Linked DNA regions of Homo sapiens: region 1 is linked to region 2. A link is a loop called in an ENCODE intact Hi-C map of the cell type or tissue named here. Cell type or tissue: endothelial cell of umbilical vein. All regions are shown on one strand. Links, peaks and the distances in the headings refer to the core of each region. The heading gives the core; the rest is flanking DNA.

Region 1 (10,171 bases), core at 1-8,000, 330 kb before region 2:
CTACCAAGAGTTTACCTCCATTCTGAGAAGCTGCCCTGTGGCGGCAAACATCCCCACCCCCTCCCACACGGCCAAGCCCACCCAGCTTTCCCCAGCCCAAATCCCAAACCTGAGATGCTCACCCGATCACCCTTGATGCCCATGTCTCCTTTAAACCCAGGAAAGCCGTCTTCACCCTGAATATGGGACAAGAGAGTGCCCTAGTCTAGGCAAGAGGACCCGCCTCCCTGGCGGTCCCTTCCCCGCTCCAAACAACCACACTCAGCACCAGGTCCCCCACGCTTGGGGGGCAGCACATGGCCCGGACGGGGTGGGCTTGGGGCCCATCCCTCGAGAATGGCTTTCCCATGAGCTCTGCGTTCCCAGCTGTAACGTTCTGAAGCTGGAGAGAGCTGCGTCCCTGCTTCTTGGGCAGGCCCAGTTTGAATCTGAATGTTCTGCATGGCGAGGCCTCAGCAAGCCCAGGCCCCTGAGCTCCCGGTATCATTTCTCAGTGCACTCTGTGGCGTCCCATCAGCACTGAAGCACTGAAGTGACGGGTAAAGGGGGTGACAATTGAGGACGGGGAGCTGGATGAAAATGCCCCTGCAAAGAATCCCTAACGCCTGCTCTTGCCGGCACTGCAGTAACAGGCAGTGCTTTCTGAAGGGTAGGGGTGTTGCCGGGGGTGGCGGGGGAAGTCAGCGGCCCGCGCACCCCTGGGTTACTGGTGAACCTGGGACCCAAGTGAGGCTGCCGCGCGTCAGTGCCCCCTGCTGTCCGTTTGAGTCCCTGGTCTAGACGTTCCCCATCCCGGAAACCGCAGGGCAAAAGCCCTCAGATCCTTCAGCAGAGGGCACGGGTGGCTCCCAGAGAGGGGACCCTTGGCTGGGCTTTTCCTGTCATTATTCAGGGGCTACATCTTGATCCAAAAAGAGTGAAAGGACAGGATCTGGGGACTCAGCCGGTCGTAAACATTCAAGGCCCGGCTGGGGGCACACGCAAGGGAGGCAGCTTTCTGTGCAGTGAGAATCCAGCCCTTTCCAGCCAGCGCCAGCTCCCGGGGCTCCCAGGGCCTCAAGGCACTTGTTCACAGTGTTCACATAGTGCTGGAAGCTGAGCAGCGGCCACAAATAATGCAGAAGTCCACAAAGACGGTCCCTTGGCACTGCCCCACTCCTTCCCCAGACCATGTCGGGCTGCCTGCGTGGCCCTCGGGAACAGTGCGGGAGCTCTCCTGGCAAGAAGGCATCCCCTGCACAGCCCAATCAGTATCATCTCAGGCAGCCCTGTCTCTGGCTAGGGACAAACGTGACAAGATCAAGCGGCAAAGCTGGACTCTGTGAAGCCACCTTGGAAAGGATGAAAGGTCCTCAGGTGAGGGAGCCTCCCGGGGACCAACGGGATGGAATTCTGGGATGGGGACCCTGTGTTCGTAAGGCCCTCGTGTTCCGAAGCCCCGACGGGCTCCACGTAGAAAGCAGTGCTCTTGGAGAGGCCAAACTGCTCAGCTTTCCCGGATGAGGACTTAGGATTCCGCTGTGCGGATGCCCTTGGGAAGGAGCCGAGATGGCACAGGCTCAGGCCTCCTGGCCGGTCCTCCCACAAGGGCAGACACTAAGAACAGAAACCAGGGACCAGCACGCTCAACAAACTCCGTGGAACAAGAGCGTTCCTGCTGCCACATCATTTCTGATCCAGTTGTGGCCACTCAATGCGTCCCCTCGGGAATGGCTTTAAGGCCGGCAGATTTCACAAGAAAGGATCCAAGCGACATCTTCGACAGGTAGCAAATAAGGAGTCTCGGCACGTGGACCATCACGCCAGCACCCGCACTCCAGCCCCGCAGGCCGCCGTGGCCAGGGGAGAGCCCAGAGTCTGCCCAGCAAAGGGGACCAACATGCCTTACGGAAAGCAAGTATTGCATGGCTACACGGCATGGCAGGGCGAACCCACAACAGAGCGTGAGGCCACGGTGGGGAGGGTGGCACGGTGAGGCCGCCCCTGAGGCCTAAATCTGTGTCATAACTGGGCCTTGGATTTGGCTCTGAGCTTCCTTCCACCACAGTGAGAAGAGAAAGGTGGCCGGCCACGCAGCTCCATGTGGCTCAGGCTGTCGCCGCTGCAGGCTGCACCCAAGCTTCTGACTCTGGCAGGCATGCATGGGGGTGTAGTTTAGCTTTGTCTTCACCACAGTGATCTGCTTAGGCCTGACCTGCCCCCACGGACCATGGCCAATGGCACGGCCTCTCTCCCTCCCTGCCTGGCTCTGCTGCACACTGTGAGTTTCTGCAGCTTGGGCTGCCCAGGGATGAACATCTAACAACTAAGTGGACCCTCGTGCCAGCGGCCATGCAAGGCGGCCCACCTGGGAGTGGGGAGGGTGACAGGTGTCCACTGGCCCCTGCAGGCACGTGGGGGGCCGTGTGTTGTCTCTGGGGCCAAGGCCTTCTCCTTGTGCAGAGACACAAACCCTGGACCCACTCAGCTCTGCTAGGAGATGTGCCCCTGGGGACCCGAGGGCCTATCCTCAACTTACTCTTCTTCCGTCTGCAAACAGAGACACTTTCCACAGAGTGGCATCCATCCCCCTCAGTACTCAGAGGCGACATCCACCTCAGCTGGTTTCATGGAAGAAGCATTGTGGGAGGGCCCCGCTGGCTGGAATTCGGCTCCGGACTAAGCAGGGGGCCCCGTGGCTGCAAGGAGAGACTTACCTTCTCGCCCTTTGTGCCCTTCAGACCACGGATGCCATCGGCCCCCTGTGCGGGTGGGAAAAGAAAAAGGAGTGAATGGTTACAAGTCTCAGCCTTTCTAGAGCTGTCGCAGGCGTGTCAAGACAGGCTGAGCTCGCTGAAGCTGACAGATGAGGCCAGCGCCCTGCCCTCAACACACTTCCTCCCATATGTCCCCCTGTGGCCTCAGGAGGCCCAGCGTGTCCACAATTCCTGGGCTGACTCCACTGACTCCTGTTCTTCATGCAAAGACCCAAACCCATCCCCCACCTTCCAGCCCAAGCTCTGGACCCGCCCTTCCAAGGGCCCACACCCGGCAGCCAACACACCCCTCCTGCTTCCCATTATAGCATCATCTTCTAGAAACACCCCCACCTTTCAGAGGTTTGGGGAGGAAGCAGGAGGTGAGGTCTAAGGCAGACTTGATTAGGTCCCAGCTCCCCCTCCATGGCCTCTGACAATGCCCCAGACTCCTGCGTGCCTCAGTTTCCTCATTTGGGAAGTGGAGAGGACGACAACCCTTACCTCGTTACCACTGTTGGGAGGGAAATGCCTGCTAAGCTCTCAGAACAGCACCTAGCACCCAGCACACAGCAGGTGTCAATAAACAGAAGCCCAGTGCCATGTATTTCAACTCCGTGTTAACATGAAGAGATGATACTGTGATATTACTAATGAATGATGATAACATATTTATTGCAGTTGTCATGAGTTCAGGACACACCATCCCACCTCCCTGCTGAACAGGAGTTTCTGGGACGGGGCCCAGGACTATTTCTCTGACACTCTCACTGTGCCAAGCGCCTGGGGCAGTGGAGGTAAATCTGTGGGGTGGAATTACGCAGCCACACCCTTGCTGTTAATGTCTTTGACTTCAGCCCTCCCAGCAGGGTGACTTTTAGCTAGAGAGACTACCTCGGGCTACCTCAGGCCACCTGCCCGTGGGACTTGAGAGAGAGAGAGAAGCCACACTGCCCCCGGCACCGGGATTCCAGGCTGAGGCTGAAGCCGGGGCCACAGAGCACTGGAGGACGCAGGGCCTGCCGGCTGCCCTCTGGTGGTCAGAACTTCCCACATACTTGGCAGTTCTGGCCTTTCCCCAGGTCCTGGAGAGGGAGGGGCTCTGGGAAGGGATGGAGACACGGAGGAGCTCCTTTCTGCAGAGGTGGCTGGCCTTGGGCTGCGTGCCCTGGCTCTGCCAAGGAGCTGCGGATGTAACTGCAGAAACGCCTTCCACTCCAGTGCCAGCTGCAAGGCACTTCCAGCCACGCAGACAGGGCAGCGGCGTGGTTGCCCTGAACCATAATCACTGGAGGATTTGGAGCACCGGAGACAAGCAAGAGTTCTGCCACTACACCTGCAGGCACCATTGCTGAAGTCATGTCTGCTTCACACCTGGCCGCCACCACTAGTGGAGAGGCCTGGGACACCTCCCTCTACGCCCAGCACAGGGCGGAGGCAGCCGGGAGGGCAAGGTGGGCTCGGAGCAGCTCTGGTTCGTCTGGCCTGGCACTTGGCACACTAATGTGGGCCAGCATGGAGCGCCTTGGGGGGACAGGGCACAGCTCAGAAACAGCACTGGCCCAAGCAGGGAGGCCGACTCCAAACAAGCCTCTCCTACGCTAGTCTCTACCCCAGCCTGAGATGGGACATGGACCTCAAGATGGAGAGGAAGCGCCGGACAAACACAGCTTGCGTATTCCAGGGCTGAGTGGGAACGACCAGCCAAGCCGCGAGGAGGCTCAGAACAGCCTGCTGCAGGCCACTGCCCCCACTGAGCACAGCACGCGCTTGGCAGCACCTGTGGGCCCGGGCAGCCCAGGAAGGTGAGAAGTGACTCAGCTGGGCCAGCTGCTGAGAGGCGAGTGGTTTCTAAGCACTTGGTGGTGTTTTTTTCCTAGCAGATGCCTTCTTCCAAAGCAATCCTGGCTGGAAGCCCCCAGAGTTTTGAAAAGAGAACAGGTAGGGCCACGCTGGCTGACACAGAGCTGGGGGCCCCAGAAAACCACCTGCCGTCTCACCACGGCGTGGCATCGCCTCAGAGACAACAGCCCCAGAACCCCACCAAGAAGGGCTTTTTAGGAGATGAGCTACTTTCTTTTCTTAGGGCAGTTTTGAGTCCTCACCATACTTGCAAAATAGAAGAGCAACTTTGGATTCTGCTTATTTCCTCTGAAACGCACAGGAAAATCGCAGGTGTGGCTGAGAATACAATCAGGGTTGAGCCTGCTCAGCAGCGTCTGATCCTGAATGCAAGGTGATGTCCAGCTGCCCCTCCCTGCCCTGAGTCCTGGGGGACTGGGTTTGTGTGGCTGGCATTATTTCCCAGGAGCACTAAACTCCCTGGCACAGCACCCGGGGGCATTGGCACCAGCTCTCCTCCCTCTGGCTGGGCAGGCTGGGGGACGCTGCTGCTCCCTCCCTGCCCATGCCCTGCTGAGAGCAGGCAGGTAGGACCGCAGCCTCCTGAGACCCCTCTCGGTCCTACAGTTCTACCGTTTGAGGATCCCCATCGGAGGAATGGGACCAACTAGACAGAACCAGCCGCAGCCTCCTGAGACCCCTCCCGGTCCTACAGTTCTACCGTTTCAGGATCCCCGTAGGAGGAATGGGACCAACTAGACAGAACCAGCACTTCCCAGGGCTTCTTGGCCACGGGGCTGTTGACATTGGGGCTGCTGTGTCCGTGGTGGGGTGAGCAGCACCTCCCATTAGAGGGCACTCCCCAGTCATGCAGGAAGTGGCCCTGGCTGGGAAGGGCTGGATTGGGGCATCCGTGACTCGGCCGGCCAGCCGCCCCGGGAAGGAGCACTCAGGAGCTGCAGCACGGCTGGGACCAGATGTGCGCACAGCCCAGAGAGGGACAGGCTTTCGCCCAAGGCCTGGATGTGAACTCATATTTGGGGCCTCCTGGCAACCCCCTAGCAGCTGGGGGCTAAACGAGGGGTGGATTTGACTCTGCTGACAGTCAAGCTTAAACAGGTGCCCCTTCAGACGTGCAAGGCAGAGGGAAGCCTGGAGGTGGGCTAAAGGTCAGTGAACTCAAAGGAACACGAGCCTGCTGTGGCCTGAATGTCTGTGTCCACCAAAAACTCATATGGTGAACCCCAATACCTGAGGCAATGGAACTAGGAGGTGGGGCTGTGGGGAGGTGACTGACTGGGTCACAGGGTGGAGCCCCTGTGATTAGGATTATGCCTTTACCAGAGGCCCCAGGGTGCTCGTCCCCCCTCTTCTGCTATGTGTGGACACAGTGAGACGGGACCATCAAGGAACTAGACAGCAGCCTTCCGCAGACACTGCATCTGCTGGTGCTGTGATCTTGGAATTCCCAGCCTCCAGGACTGTGAGAAATAATTCCCTGTTGTTTACAAGCCACCCATTTTAGGGTCTTTTGGTTATAGCAGCCCCACTGGACTAAGAACCTTTTCCTGGGAAGAAGGTAGGGCTTTGGTGGAAAATAACGGGCCCCCTCTCACCAAGGACTATTCACCTCAAATGGCGGCAGCTCGGCCCACGCAATCCCACGCCCTGCCACCATCACTGCCACCCGGGCCAAACTCGTGAGGCGCCGACACCACTCACATTTCCAAATGCACAGGAGTATGAGAAACTTTTTCCCCGATGAAAATAATTTTAAACCTCGGTTTTCCTTCCACCCTCTGCTTCCAAGTCTAACTGGATTGCTCATGTCATGAATGAATTTTAATCAGATAGGCAAGATAAGAGCATTCTCCATAAACATTTTAAAGCAAACACCTTTTTAGCTCACAGAAGCAGCGTTATGCAATTAGCCATGTATGGGAGTTGGCAGAGGCTTCTGCTATGCGACAGGAATTTGTAAAATAAACATGCTATAGAACTCACATAATCAGCATTTCTACTAAATTATCACCCTTATAAAATTCGCTAGGCATTTTGCTGGTAGAAGCTGGCTTTAGGGAAAAACCTGACTCGCCTAAGGCTCCCAACCGTTGGGAGGTCTCTCTTCAATACCTCGTGAACTTGGAAGGTCCTCATTCCTGGGAAATGGAAGTCGGGGCCTCCGGGGGACAAGGGTGGGGCACTTGATTTGGAACCTGGTTTGATTTCTGACAGCAGCCTCGATTTTAGTGTAATCTGGGGCATGTCACTGAAAACTGATGTCTTGGGCTCTCAGAGCAGGTGAGGGGTGACCAGCCAGAGTCAGGAGGGTTGATTCGGAGCAGACGACAGTTTCCAGTTGGCCTCCATGCCCCAGGGCGGCCACACACTTCTGATGTGCAACAATGTTTGAAAAGCATAAAGCCCTTCAGACCAGGGAGGTGAGGGGCAGGGGAGCTGGTGAGTCATTTCTACAAATCCCTCAAGCTTGACTAGTTGCTATATATACACACATATTCCTTCACATCCAGTTAAAAGCATCTTGAAGGAAAGAATCATCATGAGCCTTTAAGATACCGCAAGTCCCCATTCTCAGAGGAAGAGGAGAGCTGGTCCGCGTGCGCCTAGGGGTATGTCTGTCTACACAGAACGTGCCGTGTCCAGAGAGCAGCACAACTCGAGATTGCATTACCCAGCTCAGAGCAAACACAGTTAGCTGGGCTGTGACAGAGGGGACCTGTGTCTGGGATATTGCTCTGGAGCTGTGCGCCCCATGTAACGAGGTTGTCAGAGCCCGTCATGGCAGAAACACGAATGATTGTGAATAAATGGACAGCTCCCATGAACTCCGCCTTGCGACAGCGCTGGCCCACCCAGATGCTATCGGTGGAGACAGACTCTGTTTCTCACTCGGAATGTGCAAATGGCTGGGAAGAAATGTTTCCGAGCTTCCCCAGGAAAGAGGCCAGGCTCTTGGCTTCAGCCGGGATCTGCTGTCTGCGAGGAGAGTGACAGAAGCCTGACAAATGGCAACAATTAAAGAGGCAAGAAGCAAAAGGACGTGTCCCGTCCTGACAGATGGCCGCCAGCGCGCCCCTGGCGTCGTCACCAGACTGCAGACTGTCCTGTGCTCCATATCAGCCCTCCTGACTCTAGCTGGTCACACCCTCACCTGCTCAGGCCCGCTGTCCTGAGACCTAGCGTCCACACAAGTGACTGGGAGGACTGGGCTACTCCAGACTGAATAGCAGGGACATTAAACCACAGAGAATTCCCTAAAACCAGCCACGCCAAGGCCCACAGTCCCAACCCTGACCTCCAGGACGACCTGGAGTGGCGTGAGTCTCTCTCACCTTGACTCCTCGAGGACCTGGGTAGCCAATCGGACCCTGGGGGCCAGGTGGACCCTAAAACCAAACAGAAAAAGACCGTTAGCCCCATGCCAGTGTGGAGGTGCCTGGGGAACATCAGGAAACTCCAGAGTTCGGCATACCCCTCCTGCTGAGAGCAGGGCGAACATCCCAGCTCAGAGCCTCCAGAGAGGCCCCCCGTGGGAGACTCGCACAGGTGTTCACAGCCTGCACTGACAGTGGAGGTGTGGCTGTGTCTCATGCTGAGCGGGACACAGAGGTGAAGCAAACGCTGGCCCCACCCCGGCAGTCAGGGAAATAAGGGATAGGCTGGGGGAACAGTGAGACGGTGAAAGGTCAGCGTTGGAGCTCTGCAAGGAGTGTTGTCCCTAAAGAAATGCATTCCCAGCCTAAGGTCCTTGGAATAAATCAGGAGAGCTTCCGGCTGGGAGAAGGGACAAGGCTGCTAGACAGGGAAGAGACATCCTCCAGCAGCCAAGGGCCTCGCCGATGCTCAACTAGAGCTCATGGGGGTGGGCATCCAGCCCCCATGCCCCCAGCCCAAGACTCCAGCATGATGAACGGCTCCCACCGCCTCCCTCCCAGCCCCCTTTCCACATGGTGTCACGGCAGCGGCTGGAGCTCCCAGGCAGGATGGGCTTGGTGGCCTCCTCTGCAAGGCTGCAGCTCTGAGGCCCGGGCCCGGTCTGCCTTGCTCCCTGCTGTATCCCATCGCTAACAGGATGCCTGGCACATAGAGGAACTCAGGAAGTCCCAGGGAGTAAGTGAATGCCTCTCGTTCCAGTTGAAAAGCCAGCTCTCAGAACAGTGGGCCTGTGCTGTGGGCTCCAAGTGCCAACCACCTGTCAGCACCAGTTCCGGGCACTGTGCGAGCTCTGGTGGCCCCAGGTGCTGCCTCCACCTCTGATGATAAGAGGCTGTGCCCAGGGAGGAGGGCTGGTAAACTCCCCACTGGAGGCAGCGGGAACTGGGTCTCCCATGGTGAACGGAAGCCAAGGGCCGAGGGGAGGGTTCACCCCAGTGGCTGCTGCGACCTTCAAGAGAGGGAACGGGGCAGAAGTGGCGAATCTCAGACCGCTCTGGGTCTCAGAGGCAGCACGTTGGAGAAGTGCCACTGCCCAGCAGGCCTGGCACTGGAAATTGAACTCCCTGTGAGGACTGGCGCTAGCTCTGCTGCCCTGGAGGGTCAGTCCTGGCCTACCACACCCTTGGCAAGGGGAGCTGGGACCAGGCCCCAGACCCCATCTTGCCTGCACAGGCCCTGCTTCAAGAGATAAATGTTAATCAGGCCCGATTCCAGAGCCTGTGACAACTGGGGCCTCTGGAACCCTGGAGCAGGTGGGCCTCTGCCCTCAGCCCCAGGCTCCCGACGACCATGAGCTCGGTGTGCGGTTTCAACACACAAGAAAAGCAGTCTTGGGGTGAACGAAGGTTGGCGCACACCAGGACAGCAAGAGCAGTCCCCACTGGCTACTCCTCCCGTCTGGAGGCTCTTCCCACAGAGGTGCTTGCAGCCCAGCAGCTTTGTCATGAATCGCAGTGGAGAGAAGGCGCTGGTGGACGTGCTGCATGGGACCCTCGCAGCCCAGCAGGCCCCGCAGGAGGAACCACAAGCCGCTCACAGTGTCGGACACAGTCATCCATAGAAAGACTCCATCCCTGGCACCGGCGTGACCTGGTAGGTCTGTCCCCATTCATAATAGCATCTCCCCAAAACTCAAAGGCCACCCAGCTTGTGCAGAGTCAAGACCAGGGCTGAACACGGAGACACTGCCCTGCTGCCCACACCCCATCTGGTCATGGGCACCCGATCCGGTCATGGGCAGCAACTGGAGGGTGGGGTGAGGGGCACTGACCCAGAGAGGGGTGCCCCGCTTCTTGGGGAAAAGGCCTGTGTCCCCCCCAGGCTGGGTCCCTTGGCGGAGACACCTGAGGAAGGGCTGAGTGTCCCCGGCTCCTTCCTTTCCAAGCTGGATGTCCCTGAGCAGAGGCTGAGCCCAGAGCACCTGGACCCGCCCCACCTGGATGCTGAAGGGTAGGAGGGCGTGGCGAGCACCCACCTGACCTCCTTTCTCTCCTGGAGGGCCTTCTTTGCCAGGGTGTCCCTGTCACAAAAGAAGAAGCATTGATTAGTCAGTGCCACTCCAGAAAGCAGCCTCCCTCGCTTCCCCTCCCTGCGTAGCATCCATGATCATGGAGCCCATTTCCCTTCCTCCCCAGGAA
Region 2 (15,595 bases), core at 4,432-12,431:
GATGCGCGCCACTCCCTCCATATCCCGCCCCACCTTTCCCTTAAAGAGTTAACAGAGACCTGGAGCCCAGCGTCCCATCACAGCCCAGTCCTTGCCATTCAGCGTCTAGCCTCACCCAGAGCCCTCACCCTGGCAGAAGGCAAAACTCAGGCTCAGAGGACAGGCACTTGCAGGCTGGGACTGGGTCCAGAGTCTGGCTGTCCGGTCCCTGCCTGGAGCTCTCGGCCCATCCAGGCCAGTGGAAAGTCCAGCAAAGAAGTGAAGCAGCCCCCACCAAACCCTCAGCAGGCAGTGGGAGGGGACAGAGAGCTCCCCGGTAAGCAGAGAGCCAGCAGCTACTTTCCATGGAAAAAATGTCTTAAGGTCCCCCCAGAGGCCAGGAGGCCCCAGCCATGACTCAAGTCTCTGCTGCTGAAGAATCGCTCCCGACCAGACAGCCCCTCGGCCCAGGCAGGCTCCACCCCACCCCCAGCTCCCATCACACCAAGGCCCCATTCCAGGCAGGGCCCCAGTGTCAAACCCCAGGGCCCCACCGCAGGCTCCGTGGCCCTCTGCATCTCACCCTGGCCATGGCGGGAGCCATGGGGCCTCGACAAGCACAGGCCCTGCTGCTCAGGCCCGTCTGCAGAGGCCTCAGCGGCCCACCTGCAGAGTGGGAAGGGGGTCTGTGGGGGGGTTCCCCGTGGGCCTTAAAAGTCCACCAGAGGCTTGACCAAGGTGAGCCCAGAGGGAGGGTGCAGGCCTTGGCCCCTGGTAGACTGAGTGCCAGAGGGCAGGGCCTGGGTCTCAGGGCACAGCACCAGTCAGCTGTCAATAAACACCGGTGGATGCGACTCCGAGGCCTCCGGCAGACACGCTCGTCCACACCATGGAACTGGGCTTCCCCTTCAGGCTTCATTTCAAGGCGTTTCTGAGACTACACCTGGAGATGACAGGACACTACACCACAGTCCAGAGACCCTGTCTGTGACGGCCTCAAGGCAGAAGTACTTGCCACGTGGCAGGCAAACCCTTCCTGCCCTGGGGGTCCCCTTGCACTAAAAAGCCTCAGGGGTCTGGGGCAGGTCTGGGAGAGGCTGTGTCCTTCGCCCAGAGGCCTGGGCTCCATCAGGGTGCAGCACTGTCCCTGGGAAGCCCTTGGACTCTTGGGCAGAGAAGCAGCAGAGAGAACCACCCCAGCTCCTGAGATTTCAGGGCAGGCAGGACCCAGCTCAGGATGACCCCAGGGCAGGAGGGACAGAGATAGTGACCAGAAGCTGGGGACACTGTGAGAGACACAGACCCCGGCCCCACCCCACAGGACACAGAGGGACACAGACCCCGGCCCCACCCCACAGGACACAGGGGGACACAGACACTGGCCCCACCCCACAGGACACAGAGGGACACAGACCCCAGCTCCACCCGACAGGACACAGGGGGACACAGACCCCAGCCCCACCACACAGGACACAGGGGGACACAGACCCCGGCCCCACCCCACAGGACCCAGAGGGACACAGACCCCGGCCCACCCCACAGGACACAGATGGACACAGACCCCGGCCCCACCACACAGGACACAGATGGACACAGACCCCGGCTCCACCCGACAGGACACAGGGGGACACAGACACTGGCCCCACCACACAGGACACAGAGGGACACAGACCCCAGCTCCACCAGACAGGACACAGGGGGACACAGACCCCGGCCCCACCACACAGGACACAGAGGGACACAGACCCCAGCCCCAGCTGACAGGACACAGGGGGACACAGACCACGGCCCCACCCCACAGGACATAGAGGGACACAGACCCCAGCTCCACCCAACAGGACACAGAGGTACTCAGACCCCAGCCATACCCTACAGGACACAGGGGGACACAGACCCGGGGTCCACCCCACGGGACATAGAGGGACACAGACCCTCGGCCCACCCCACAGGATGCTGGGACGATGGAGACACCCAGCCGCATGCTACAGGACACTGTGGAAACCGCTGATCCTGGGGCCATTGGAAAGCAGGGAGCCCTGAGGGCCTGGCCATGGCCCCCCTGCCAGCCCGGACCCCCATAGCTCTGCCTTGGAGTGGAAGCTTAGCTCTAGGCAAGGCCGGGCCATTTCTGTCCAGGAGCCTGTGGGGTCAGATGGGGTAGATGCAGGCTGAGCAGGGGAAGGCACAGCTGGAGCTCGGAGGGCGATTGGGGACAACCCAGCATGTCCAAAGTTAGGGACCCCCTCTCCCAGCTACAGCTTCCCTCCTTCTGGGAGAGACCCCTGTTGGTGGGCTGTCGGGCTGGAGCATGGCCGGCAGCTGGCCCGAGCCATGTTTCGTGGGGTGTGTGTCACCACGCAGTCCGCGAGCTTCATAGTTTCCCACTGACGTCACCGCATGGCTAGAATGTGAAGTGACTGCAAACCCTCAGAGGCATAATTGCAGTTGTCTTTGCAAAGTGAAATCAGATGGCTTTTGCAAACCTCCCCCAGCCCTGCCTTCTCCCCGCGGCTCTCCCTTTTTTTTTTATTATGTTCCTTGGGCCACATCCAGATGTTTCCTGCAACTACAACCCTCCAAAAGTTACACAAAGAGAGCGAGAGCGTGCAGCTTCCTGCCTGCAGGGTGGAAGTGGCGACGTGGCAGGGTGGGGGCGGCCACGTCTACAGGGTGGGCGGGGGCGACCACGTCAGCAGCTGGGGCAGCAGGCTCCAGGCAGGTCCCAGCCCCCTGCCTCCTTGTGCCTGGGGTCTGGGCGCTGAGAGACAAGGCCGGAGGGCCACGGTGCATGAGGGACAGCCCCTTCCGGCCGCTGCGGCCCTGGCCCAGCAGTGGGCCGAGTGGAGACCGCGGCCGGGAAGGAGCAGGGCACCTCGGTCAAGATCAGCCTTTGGGTTCGGGCTGCTCCGGGCGCCACTCCCAGCTGCGCTACTTACACGTGTGGCCTGGGAGCCACGTCTCCACCGGAACCTCTGTTTCCACGGCGATAGGGGTGGTTGCTGGGAGCTTTAATTAAAACCAGTCTCTGTCCACTGCTGGCAGCAGGGAGCGCCTCACCTGGACCCAGGCACCTAGGACAGGTGTGGTCTCGGAAGACACAGCAGAGCCCGACACGGAGGGGCTTACAGGGGAAGGGCCTTGAAGGAGGCCCAGGGTTTCCTGAGGCACAGGCAGGGAAGGGGGGCCGAGGCGAGGAAGCGGCTTTATCAGAGGCCTGGCAGCTGGGCACAAACGCCGTGGGGGCCCAAGGCGTCCCTGAGAGAGACGCACGTGAGGGTCTCTGGAGAAGGAGGTCCGCCATTTCCAGGGAAAGGGGACACCTGTAGGTTTCCCCTGCGGCATCCCTCTGTCCTGTCTGCCTCCCTCGCCCAGAGGATTCCCAACTGTAGGGGGCAGGCAGGGCTGGCTCACGCCTGACCTCAGTCCACAGCCTGTCCCTCTCTGACCTAGGCCATCCCTGGGTGTAGGCACAGTCCCTGGTGGGCAGAGCTGGGAACGTGGACAGGTGGAGACAGGTGTCAAGGCCAGGCAAAGGCTCAGCAAAATGTCTAGAGGGGGTAAAATGGCCCCCGAACCTTCCAAGGGCTGTTTCAGAAATAGGACTTGAAAGTTCGTAGTCAACCCAGGCTGACACCTCCTCATCACCTGCCTTCAGAACCCATCCATGGAAATGCTGACACTGCAGTTCAGGGTCCCCAAACCACCCTCAGGCTCAGGGACGTGCTGGACTGGCTCACAGAACTCAGCCAGGCAGCGATACCCGAGGTCAGGGTTTAGCGCCGTGAAAGGACATAGCCTCGAACCAGCAAACTGGGCATCTCTAGAGGGCAGGGTTTAGGGGAGACCAGACTCCAGCACCCAGGGGTCTTCTCTCAGTAGAGTCGGGCAGACGATGCTCAATTCTCCCAGAATGGTGTGCACCAGCCAGGGGGGCCCAGCCACGCCTCGGGGCTCAGGGTTCCTACTGGGGGTCCATCGCAAAGACATGCCTCACTGCCCGTGTGCTTGGCCTTGGTCTCATCCCCAGGATGATGAGCCGATACAGCACAGCCCAAGGTCCCACTGTAAATGACATCATTAGCGCGGTCACTAGGGTGGCCCAAGACCCCCAAGCAAACACAGACACTTATCACGCAGTATATTTCAAGTGGCTAGAGGTCAGAGGTCACCTCCCAGGAGCTAGGCCAGAGCCAGACCTTTCTTTGGAATGTGCAGGGTGTGGACAACTCAGGCCTGCTGAGTTAACCCTTTCCTGCACAGTGACCAGAACCCACCAGCACCCCACTGGGAGGTGATCAGCTTGAATGAGTCCCGACTGAGGCAGGAGAGGGGAGGAGGCGGAGAAAACCACAGACAAAATTACAGTCCAGTGGGAGCCAGGGCAGCTGGCGTCACCTCCATTTTACAGATGATGTGGGATGGAGGCAGGAAGAGGGGTTATGACGTGCCCAGGTCACAGAGCCAGCCTGGGATGGTGCCAGAACCCCACCCTGATCTCATGCAGCTTGCTCCTGTCACCCCTGGCCCCGCCTCTTCAGCAGTGGAGGAGACAAATGGGGCCTGGCCCATGCCTTGACGGGGGCCCTAGAACTGGGGGCCTGGTGGTGGCTGCCTCCTGGGAAGTATCGGCGTCTCTCTTGAACTAAGGTGGAGCTTGGGTTTTGAGAGCAAGCGCTCTTTGCAGTGGCCACGTGCTGGGCCCTGCTCAAACCTCTTCGGACTCCCAGAAAGAATGAGGTCGGGCCCTTTCCACCCTGAAATGTGCAGCAAGCATCTGAGAAAGGGGAGGGCAGTGCTAAACCCTCAGGACGGAGCCCAGCGGCTGTGATCCCGGGCAGCAGGGAGGCAGTGTTAGGGGAGGGGGAGGCCTCCTTGCTGCCCCCACCAAATCACACGGACCATAGGGTGTGGATTCCAGAACAACTCCCTCTTTCCACAAAAGGGAAAGCCGAGACCTCGAGTGAGCAGAAAGGATGAGCCTGTGGTCACACGGAGCTTGTCCCAGGCCGGCCGCTCCCATGCTGCTGCTCCCATGCCGCCGCTCCCAGGCTGCCCATCCAGCTAAGGATGTCCCTGACACGGGTTCCTTTGGATTCTTCATAGAAACATTTTGGAAGATTCATGTCTAAGGGTTTTAATGAAAATGGCAGCTTTCCAGGCTGGTCTTGGATAGCAATCGTGAGCAGCCCCGCCGGCCAGTGCTCACCTGGGGCCCCAACCACTCGGGAGGGGGAGGGGGCATGTTGAGTCAGCAGCAAGAGAGATTGCAGTTAGACCTAAGAAAGTCCACCCAAGTGAGAGCCAGATGGCCATGCCTGGTTATAGACAAGTTTCAGGAGCCCCTCCACAGCCCCCCACCCCAGCACTTCCTCCTATAACATGCAGGTACAGGGCCTGGAAGTTCACAGGCACACGCACAGTAGCCTAAAAGCCTCAGTGATCTCGGGAAGTCCTCATAAACAGTGGTTGGACCAGGTGATACCGTCCAATGGTCTGGCCAGCATAGCTCAACGTTTATGGACTCTTCGGCACGCAGGCACCATTCTGCCCTCCCAGGCCGATAACCAGAAAGGCATGCCATGATTCTTCCAATTAGCTTAATTGGGAAATTGGTTCCATGTGGTCTCAAGGGCCACCATCTATGGGAGAAGGCAGGTCAGCGGGACAGCGAGTCTCCCAGCACCAACCCACAGAGCCCCCACCCAGAGGGAGCTTACGGGCTCAGAGCAAGGAGCCTTATTCCACACCTCCTTTTCTCCTTGTACTTCCAACCCCACCATCTGGGGTGGAGCTCTAGCTCATGGTAGATGCTCTGAAAACCGTGGCTGTAAGCAGCTGGACCTCCAGGCCCCAGTGTTCGTCACTATAAGATGGGGAAACGTCAACACTGGCCCAGGGGGCAGGAATAAGATGATTTGAACCATGGGTCTATAAGGAGCACCTGGTGGGGAGGTCATTAAAGGCCCTTGGTTTCTTCAAGCTGACCTGGACCTTCATGAGCCCTACTTGGGGCACCAGGGAATTGGGAGATTTTCTTTTCCCTATTTCGCACCTGAAGAACTCCTGTTCATCCGTCAGTGCCCTGCTCCAGTGCTGCCTCCTCTGGGAAGCCATTCAGCCTCCTCTACCCATGGTTGCCTCTCCTCCATATTCCCATCGCACCTTGATTATGGCCTCCTCATGGCACAGATCAGCCCACATTTGCTGCCCACATGCAACACCATGAGAATATTCTAGACCTGCACTGTCCAATGCACAAGCCACTTGCCACATGTGGTTTCGAGAGCCTGAAATGTGACCTGTACAAATTGAGATGTGCTATAAGGCTAAGATAAACACCAAATCTCAAAGACTTGCCACCAAAATATGAATGTAAAATATCTCAATAATTGTTATATTGATTGCATGTGGAAATTATAATATTGTTTATGTATCGGGTTAAATAAAATATTACACTTATTTCACCTGGTTTTAGTGTGGCTACTAGGAAATTTTAAATTAATTACATATATGGCTCACATTGGATTTCTGTTGAACAGACTCTGCAAACTCTGCTCTCTCCTGGAGCCAAGTACAGGACCTAATCCATGCAATTTCCAGTCTGTATTTGCTGAATGAATAGGTGGATGGATGAATTCTGGGTGGGTGGGTGGATGAGTGGATGGATGGGAGGGTGGATGGATGGATGAATAGATGGGTGGGTTGGCTGGGTGGATAGATAGGTGACTGGGTGAATGGATAAGTAGACAGATGGGTGACTGGGTGGGTGGGTGGATGGATGGATGAATGGATGGATGGATGACTGGGTGAGTGAATGGGTGGTTGGGTGGATGGATGGGTGTGTGGATGGATGGATGGATGGATGGATGGATGACTGGGTGAGTGAATGGGTGGATGGGTGGATGAGGGTATGTGGATGGATGGATGGATGGATGGATGGATGGATGGATGGATGGATTGGTGGGTGGGTAGGTGGATGTGGATGGATGGATGGATGGATGGATGGATGGATGGATGGATTGGTAAGCGGATGGATGGATGCATGGATGGATGGATGGATGGATGGATGGATGGATGGATGGATGGATTGGTGGGTGGGTAGATGGATGGATGGGTGAATGGATGGGTGGATGGGTGAATAGATGGGTAGATGGATGGATGGATGAATAGATGGATGGATGGATAAATTGGTAAGCGGGTAGATGGATGGATGGATGGATGAATGGATTGGTGGGTGGGTAGGTAGATGGGTAGGTGGATGGATGGATGGGTGGGTGGGTGAATAGATGGGTAGGGAGATGAGGTGGTGTATGCACAGGGCTAAACACCATGAGCCTTGCCTTGGAGCCTCTGATTCACCATGGTACACCTGTGCACTTGTGAAATGCAGACAACTTGTGAAATTTACAAAACCACAGTTCCCACCTCTTGGAACTACACCCAATTTATTCATGTGATCAGCCCCAGTGGGTGCCTGCCTTGGAGTCTCAGGGGACCTGGTTAAGAAGATGGGAAGCTCTAGCCAGCAAGGAGTGAAGAGGTTTGCAAACACACTCTTGACCAAGCCTAAAGACTAAATCCAGACCGTGCTCAGGCTGGATTGGGCCTGAGGGAGGGGAAGACTGGGAAGACTGGGAGCTGGCCTTCTTCTCAGGGAGGAGTCTATAAGGCAGAGGAAGGGATGGAGGGAGAGAGGGAAGGGAAGGAGGGAGCAAAGACACAGGCCAGGCAAGCCTCCTGAGCAGGAGGAAACGTTTGTGAAAGGTGAAAGAGGCATTCGAAGGGGGATTGAGAAGAAGCACTGGAATTGCTGGATGTCTGGGCGATACATCCAGCAATTCCAGCACATGTCTGCCTGGGCAACATGGAGAACCCTCAGCCCCAATGGTCCCCGCCTCATCACCAGCCTCTCTCCCCATGTGTCTCTGTGTTACTCTTTGCACACCTCAGTTCTCTCCTGCCTCTGAGCCTTCGTATATGCTGTTCCCCCAGCCTGGGATGCCTTTCCCTGTATTGCTGTGTAGTTGTGCTATAGACAGAATATCTGTGTCTCAACAAAAGTCATGCATTGAAATCCTAACCTCCAAGATGATGATGTTGGGAGATGGGACCTCTGGGAGGCTCTGCCCTCATGAGTGGGATGAGCACCCTTATAAAAGAAGTCTCTGAGAACTGCCTTGCTCACTTCTGCCATGTGAGGATGCAGACAGAAGCAGCCAGCTCTGAACCAGCAATGGGCCCTTGCCAGATACCAAATCCGCAGGTGCCTTGATCTTGGACTTCCAGCCTCCAGGACCATGAGCAATAAGCTGCTGTCTGTGAGCCACCCAGCCCAAGTGGACTAGGACAGGTCGGCTTCCCGTGGAGGCCCCACCTGCCATGCTGTCCAAATCAGCAACCCCACCACCACCTCCCACACTCACTGCCTTCCCCATGACTTGATTCCTCACATGCTTATCTGGGACCAAGGGCTCCAGCTCCAGATGCAGGCATCCACCAGCCTCAAGGCCAGGCACCACAAGCAGGCCCCAGGCATGCCACTTTCTCCCCTCTGTCTTCCTTTGACCTCAGAAGGCACCCTCCTGAGGCTTCCTGCAGTCTCTGGGGACAACTTAGTTGTGTCCCAGTGGGGTTCAACTCATTAGAATTCATAGTCGCTTTGTAGTTGACAAGGTCTGCTCCAGAAGGACCACCACAAATCTCCCCTGGGACTAATCAGGGCAGATGTCCCAGGCACCACACTTCCATGCTTCTGAACCACAGTGTTCTGCATCCCCTCCCTCCCCTCAGCAGCAAGCAGGGGAAGGGCACTCTCCCCAGCCCATGAGATGGGCAGCAGGCAAGGAGGGGTGCAGGGGCTCTGCCTGGGGAATCGCAGAAGCATCACACAGTTCTCTGCCTTCACTCCTGGCCCTGAAAGCCCCTTCTCTGTATTTTGCTCTTCATTTCCAGAGCAGGATGTGGGAAACACAAGCACTGGAGGAAAAGGAGGACCCTTCAGCTAAGACGGAATCAGGGATGTTCATATGCGGGTCCGTCCCTGCTTCTACAGCCCGCCACGGTCCATTCTGGGGCAGCATCTTGGCCCCTAAGCATGGGGACAGAGAGCAAAAAGGCAGCATCTGCAAATCAAACTAAGCAGCATGTTCCAGGGCTGGGCAAATGGGAGAGGGAGGAGCCGGGAGGTGGTTGCCAGGGAAACATCAGAGCTTAGCCAGTCAGCAGGGGCCACCAGTTTGGTTGCCGGGTGCACTCTGCAGGATGACACTGCCCTCAGGTGGTGGATAGGGATGCTGACAGCCACGGCACCAGGGACCGCTATGTCCTGAGCCGATGGAGGCACCTTAGGATGTTTTCCCCTCGCTCTGTGTATACTAAAGATACCCAAGTAGGGCTGACCCTGCATACAGCTCCCATGGCCTCTCTGGGGGAGCAAGCTGAGGATATTCCGTTGTGATGAGGTTTCACAAGCATCCTGACCTCTGGGGAAGTTGCTTTTGCCACAGTTCCCATCAAGTGTTGCCCTGCATGCCAAGGAAACAGAGCCCCTTGCAGGGAAGACAAAGGGTCCATGAGATGCCTCCTTCCTTGAACATGACAAAATTCAGTGCTGTCATCCACATAATTCAGCGGCAAAGATAGGTTTTACTGAATTTCTTCAGTAAGGTATTTTCGTTTTCTAAACCCTAAAACTTGGAATAATTAGAGGTTGCCACCCAGTGGGGACTCAGAAAATTGCAACCCAGCTTTATCAGCTGTTGTAACTCTCCAAACAAAACCAAGGTCTCTGCCTATGTGTCGGGGGTGGGGTGGGGCAGGGTGGGTGTTCAGGGACTGGTGGAGTTTCTAGAGCCCCAAGAGGGGTGACATGTCCAACAGAAAGAAACCACCAAATTCCAAATTCAGGAGGACAGTGGAACAAAGTCTGCTGGCCTTGGACCTTTAAGCTGTCTGCCTTCCCACACCCTCGCTTTCCAACTCACCCAATGAAGAACACAGCTGCACAGTGACAGTCCCATCAAGCCTGTGTCTGCTGCACCCAGACAAAGCCTCAGAGTCCTTCTCATCACAGTGCTGTCAGCAGCCCCTGCTACCAACTAGAATGGTCAAATGGCTGTATGGCCCCCTCAATCCATGTTCCATTTGCTCCTAGTTCACTTGGGGTTTTTTGGCAAATTGTTTGCTTTTCTCTAAAGTATATTGTTTGTAACTCAAGTAGCTTGTTTGTTGCACCCAAAGTTCACTAGGTTTGTACTTACTGGAAAATTCCTGGGTCCTGCCCTTTTGACGTGTCCCCACCCAGGGCCCCCTGCCACCACATGCCCTCCAGTGACACTGACACCTTGGCCCTCTATTCCCTGGACAGTCTGCAGTTGGCTGGCCCCAGGCACCTGCAGTCCAGGTGACCCCACCTTCCACTCTCACTACCAGCCCTGTGACATTCTGCCCCACAGCTGGGTTAGACTCCCTGAGCACATGCACCTCCGGTTCTCCCAGGCCCTTCACTGCAGCTGGGTCCTCAGTAGACCCACACACTTGTCATGGCTTCTGTGCAAGCCACCCACGTCCCTGGGCACCCAGAGAAAGGACCTTAGTAGAAAAGGCCAATGAGGCTGCAAAGCCCGGCACCTGGAAGGTCTCTCGCTCTCAGTCTCGCCCAGCTGCCCCTCACTGAGTGTTGGAGTGATGCCAGAGGGGAGCCACTGCAGGTCTTGGCTCAGGCAGCACCACAAGCAAGGTGCTAGGATTAGCCCCATTCCACAGGGGCAGAAACTGAGGCTCTGGGTGAGCGAGCAGGGAGCTGACGTGAGTGACTCCAGAGCCCACACTTATATCTCGCAGGGGCAGAGCAGAAGAGACCGAGGACTGGATTCCAGGCCAGCACCACCAGCAGGGCCCTTGGCTCCTGGCCACTACCTGAGATACAGAGGGTCTGCAGAGCCCATGTCCTCCTGCTCCCCTCCCCCACCCCATCCAACCTCCAACAAAGGAAAAATCTTCCCCAAACCCTGCCTGTCTGTTAGGAAAGCTCCCCTACTTCAGTCCCCTGGCCCTGGGGCCACTAACCCAGGTCTTACTGACCAAGAACTTGGGGGATTTTTATGCAACAGCAAGAGTCTGAACCAGAGAGGGGTGAGATACTCCCCGGGTGTCAAGCTGAGGCCCTGGTCCAACCACAACTCCTGGCGTGTTCACTGGCACTGGGCCTGGAAGCCAGGCCATGGCTTCTCCAGGTGGGCAGTGTCTGGGAGCTGGGACCCCACTTCTGCTTCCCCCTACCCCAATGCACACAGGCTGCTCCCAAACAGGCTGAGCCTGGGGGACCTTTCAGACTGAAATGCAAGAGCTGAACTGTGGAGGCAGACTTGCCACAAGCAGCCCTGTGATGGTCTCATGCCCATCCCACAGACAGTGGGCACACCAAACAGGGGAAACCGAGTCACAGGCATGTGCAACAGTGATCACCAGCTCAGCAGGTCCAGGGCCAGGACTCCAGAGAAACCCCTGCCCACCGCCACCCCACTCAGCCTGGAGGAAGCCCCACAGCTGGGCCCAAGCACCCTGGTGCCCCACCAGCCGCATCCTCCTCCCTCTGGGTGATAGGGCACTGAGTCTCCGCACCTGACTCGCTCAGGGTGCTGCTCCAGATTCTACGTGTTCCTCCTGCTCCCAGGTGAGAGCAGCACTCCTGACCACTGCTGGTCATGCACCAGCCTCAGCTTCCCCAGCTGTGACAGCTACCAGGGAACAGGCCTGCGGTGGCAAATGTGCCGTGTGTGCTGGAGGGTGGACATGCTGCTTCCGACAGCTGCACCCCAGTGAGTGCCGGGCGAGAGGAGCCCAGCGAGAAGCTTCCCAAAAGCGCCTCCCTCCTTCCAGGACGGGCAGCAGGAGAGCAGGGAAGTGCTACAGGCCCACCTGGCTTCCCTTTGAAGCCCTTAAGGAAAGCCCCTCTCTGATCACTCTGTGGGAACAAGGCCACCGCTGACCAGCAAAGACAATCTTCCTGAGAGTCCTGACACTGTTGTGTAGGTTGTGAGACCCGTCTCTCTCCAGCCCTGCTTCCTTTGTGAACCTGGGCTTGTCACCCCTGCCCCTCCTCCTTCACGGAGCTGCTGGGAGGACAACATGAAGCCCCTGGAGATGAAGGACGTTGCTACGCCGGTAAGGGCCAGGCAGATGTGAGAAGGGCGTGAGGGCCGCGTTCAGCAGCCGTGCAGTGGTGCAAAGAAGATGCTGCTGGGCAGGTGGGTGTTGGGCCTGCTCAGGTGGAATCCAGCAGCCCCCCAGCCCCCCAGGAAGAACCTGGGCTACGGTTCTTCCACAGTTACCTGCCGTGAGCGAGCACTGTGGGAAGCAGCGTCCCCCTCCACACCTGGGCCAGGATCCTCAAGTGACTCGCACCCCAACCTTAGAAGTGTAGGAGGGGGTGAGGGGGAAGGAGTTGGGGGGGCAGTCAGCCTCAAAAGTCACTTCACTGGGCCGGGCGTGGTGGCTCACGCCTGTAATCCCAGCACTTTGGGAGGCCAAGTCTGGCAGATCATTTGAAGTCAGGAGTTCAAGACCAGCCTAACCAACATGGTGAAATCCTGTCTATATTAACAATACAAAAAAAAAAAAAAAAAAAGCTGGGCATGGTGGCATGTGCCTGTAATCCCAGCTACTCAGGAGACTGAGGCAGGAGAATCACTTGAACCCTGGAAGTGGAGGTTACGGTAAGCCAAGATCGTGCCACTGCACTCCAGCCTGGGTGGCAGAGCAAAACTCTGTTTAAAAAAAAAAAAAAAAGTCACCCCATTGGCCTCCTCCCATCACCAACCCCGTTCCCCCATTCTGTGTGTCTCCACTAGCACATCTGACTGTGGGGATTAGCAAAGGCGTGGAATCGCTCTGGAAAAGCTAGGTCCTTATTTCTAACTGCTGGAATGTCTCACGATAGGTCTTCAGTAAGCAGGTTGGTTTCCATAAGGACTTAGGCAACAGTCTGTGACTTTTTTATTTTTGAGACAGTGTCTTGCTCTGTTGCCCAGGCTGGAGTGCATCAGGGCGACCATAGCTCACTGCTGCCTTGACCTCCCAGGCTCAAGTGATCTTCCTGTCTCAGCCTTGAGTAGCTGGGACTACAGGCATGTACCACTGTGCCCAGCTAATTTTTGTGGGGGTTTTTGGTGGAGACGGGGTTTCTCCGTGGAGATGGGGTTTCTCCACATTGCCCAGGCTGATCTCAAACTCCTGGGCTCAAGCAATCTGCCCACCTCGGCTTCTCAAAGTGCAGGGATTACAGGGACCTCAGCCAACTTTTTCATATATATAAATGCTGCTTTCAGTTTTTAAAATTAGCTTTTTAAATTTTAGAATAGCTTTTAGATGTACCGAACAGTTGCAAAGATACTACAGTTCCCATATGCCCCACGCCTAGCTCTGCTCACACTAACATCTCACGTTAGTCTAGCACCTTTGTTGCAATCATGAGCCAGCACTGATACACCTTTATCTATGTCGCAACAGGACATTCAGTCATCGTGTCTCCTGAGGCTCCTTTTGGCTGTCACAGTTTCTCAGACTTTCCTTGTCTTTGATGACCTTGACTGTCCTAAGGGCTGATCAGGTGCTGTTTCAGTCCGTTCTCACTCCGCTACAAAGAACAGTCTGAGACTGGGTAATTTATAAAGAAAAGAGGTTTAACTGGCTCACGGTTCTGCAGGCTGTCCAGGAGGCATGGCTGGGGAGGCCTCAGGAAACTTAGAATCGTGGTGGAAGACGAATGGAAAGCAGGCACGTCCTACATGGCAGCAGGAGAGAGAGAGAGAGTGAACAGCCAGATCTCGTGAGAACTCACTCACTATTACGAGAACAGCAAGGGGCAAGTCACTCCCATGATCCAGTCCCCTCCCATCAGGCCCCTCCTCCAACATGGAAGATCATAATTCAACATGAGTTTTGGGTGGGGACACAGAGCCAAACCCTGGCCCCTCCCAAATCTCATGTCCTTCTCACATTTTTGTTTGTTTGTGGTTTTTGTTTTTGTTTTGTTTTGTTTTGTTTTTTGAGATGGAGTCTCACTCTGTCTCCCAGGCTAGAGTGCAGTGGCAAGATCTTGGCTCACTGCAACCTCTGCTTCCCAGGTTCAAGAGATTCTCGTGCCTCAGCCTCCTGAGTAGCTAGAATTACAGGCACCTGCCACCAGAGGGAAGGAGGGAGGAAGGAGGGAGGGAGGGGGAAGGAGAGAGAGGGGAGGGAAGGAGAAAAGAAGGAGGGAGGTAGGAAAGAAGGAAGGAGAAGGGGGAAGGAAGGAGGGAGGGGAAGGAGGGAGCAAGTAGGTAGGGAGGAGGGAAGGAAGGAGGTAGGGAGGAAAAGAAAGAGAAGAGGGAAGGAAGGAGGGAGGGGGAAGGAGGGAGGGGGAAAGGGCGGAGGGGGGAAGGAGGGAGGGGGAAAGGGTGGAGGGGGAAAGGAGGGAGGGAGGGGGATGGAAGGAGGGGGAAGGAGGGAGGGACGGGGGAAGGAGGGAAGGAGGGGGAAGGAAGGAGAGAGGAAGAGGGAAAGAGGGAGGCAGGGGAAGGAAGGAGGGGGGAAGGAAGGAGAAAGGAGGGAAGGAGGAGGGGAAGGAGGAGGGAGGGGGAAGGAAGGAGGGAGGGGGGAGAGGGAAGGAAGGAGGGAGGGGGAAAGCAGGAGGGAAGGGGAAGGAGGGAGGGAGGGGGGAAGGAGTGAGAAAGAAGGAAGACCACTGAGCCTCCTCTCTGTGCTTCCCAAATGCCCCCACTGACCCACACAGGGGTCTCTGCCCTGCCCTTGGACCTCAAAGGCTCCGTTGCTCACCTTGGAGGGCACCATGGTACCTGACCTTCCCCATCCCCCATAATGGGCAAAAGCCATGATGCCACCTCCTGGATCCCAGGCCCTGGAACCTGGGCCTACAGTCCTGTGCTTGTCCAGAGGTGGACCCCGGGTCAAATCTCCAAGGATTCCTGCTCACCACCCTTTGCTCAGGGAGCAAAGTCGGCCTGGCCTCCTCCACCCATGCCCTGCATTAGAGCCTCTTCACACCAAAAGAAAGGAGGAAGTGGCTGCTTCCTCCTAAAGCATTTTCTGGGTGACCAAGGCCCTGGTCACAACAGCCCTGGAAAGTGGGGAGTTTGTCCTCACTTTGGAGGTGGGGAGATGGGGAAACTGAGGCTCAGAGAGGGCAGGACCCGCCCCCCTCCCTCCTTGGCGCTCTGTCCTCACCTTCCCTGACCCTGCTCCTGCTGCAGGCCAAGCCCACCTGGCACCCAGTAGGGCTGTGTGCCCAGCTTCCCGAACAGCTGACTGCTGAGGCATCTTGGTGAAACTGGGATGAAGCCGGCTCCTGACTGGACCGCTTGCTGCAGTGAGCAGGGGTATGGCTGGGTGGCGGAGCGCCCAGGTGATTCTGACTCACAGTAATCAACCCCACTGCCGGAAGCCACTGTGGCACCCACAGGCCTGGAGGAGCAAGAAGGGACTGGAGGACCCGCGCTGTCCCAGCGTCGCCAGCAGGGGGCAGGGCTGCTTCACGCCGCAGCAGGCGCCGGGGCATCTGTCCTTGGGGACACTCGGGTTCCTAATCAGCTCCATAACCGAGGTGGTGGGATGGGAC

What was found. Peaks named below come from ENCODE experiments on the same cell type or tissue, not always from the same donor. Only the 100,000 strongest peaks of a DNase experiment are listed, where the experiment ranks them.
Region 1: it touches region 2 in a loop (9-fold over the local background); 2 of 110 quality-filtered maps call a loop at or near these places.

What each region holds. Positions count from the first base shown.
Region 1 is chr9:134,772,672-134,782,842 of GRCh38, reverse strand. COL5A1 (collagen type V alpha 1 chain) reads right to left here. Exons shown (of 66, transcript NM_000093.5): 26 at 10,009-10,053; 27 at 7,931-7,984; 28 at 2,697-2,741; 29 at 123-176. It overlaps LOC124902301 (a long non-coding RNA gene), which reads left to right and starts at 6,963. Exons shown (of 2, transcript XR_007061843.1): 1 at 6,963-9,626; 2 at 10,169-10,171. RefSeq lists enhancers at 4,187-4,446, 4,001-4,610, 9,021-9,522 and a silencer at 5,123-5,268. In endothelial cell of umbilical vein, for the core only: CTCF peaks have their summits at 751 (motif pointing left) and 3,765 (motif pointing left); a DNase peak (open chromatin) is centred at 3,782.
Region 2 is chr9:134,443,400-134,458,994 of GRCh38, reverse strand. It overlaps LOC105376311 (a long non-coding RNA gene), which reads right to left and starts at 13,792. Exons shown (of 5, transcript XR_007061841.1): 1 at 13,436-13,792. RefSeq lists enhancers at 1,593-2,529, 2,530-3,467, 3,811-4,646, 15,079-15,595 and silencers at 9,058-9,352, 11,527-11,934. In endothelial cell of umbilical vein, for the core only: a CTCF peak has its summit at 9,258 (motif pointing left); a DNase peak (open chromatin) is centred at 9,204.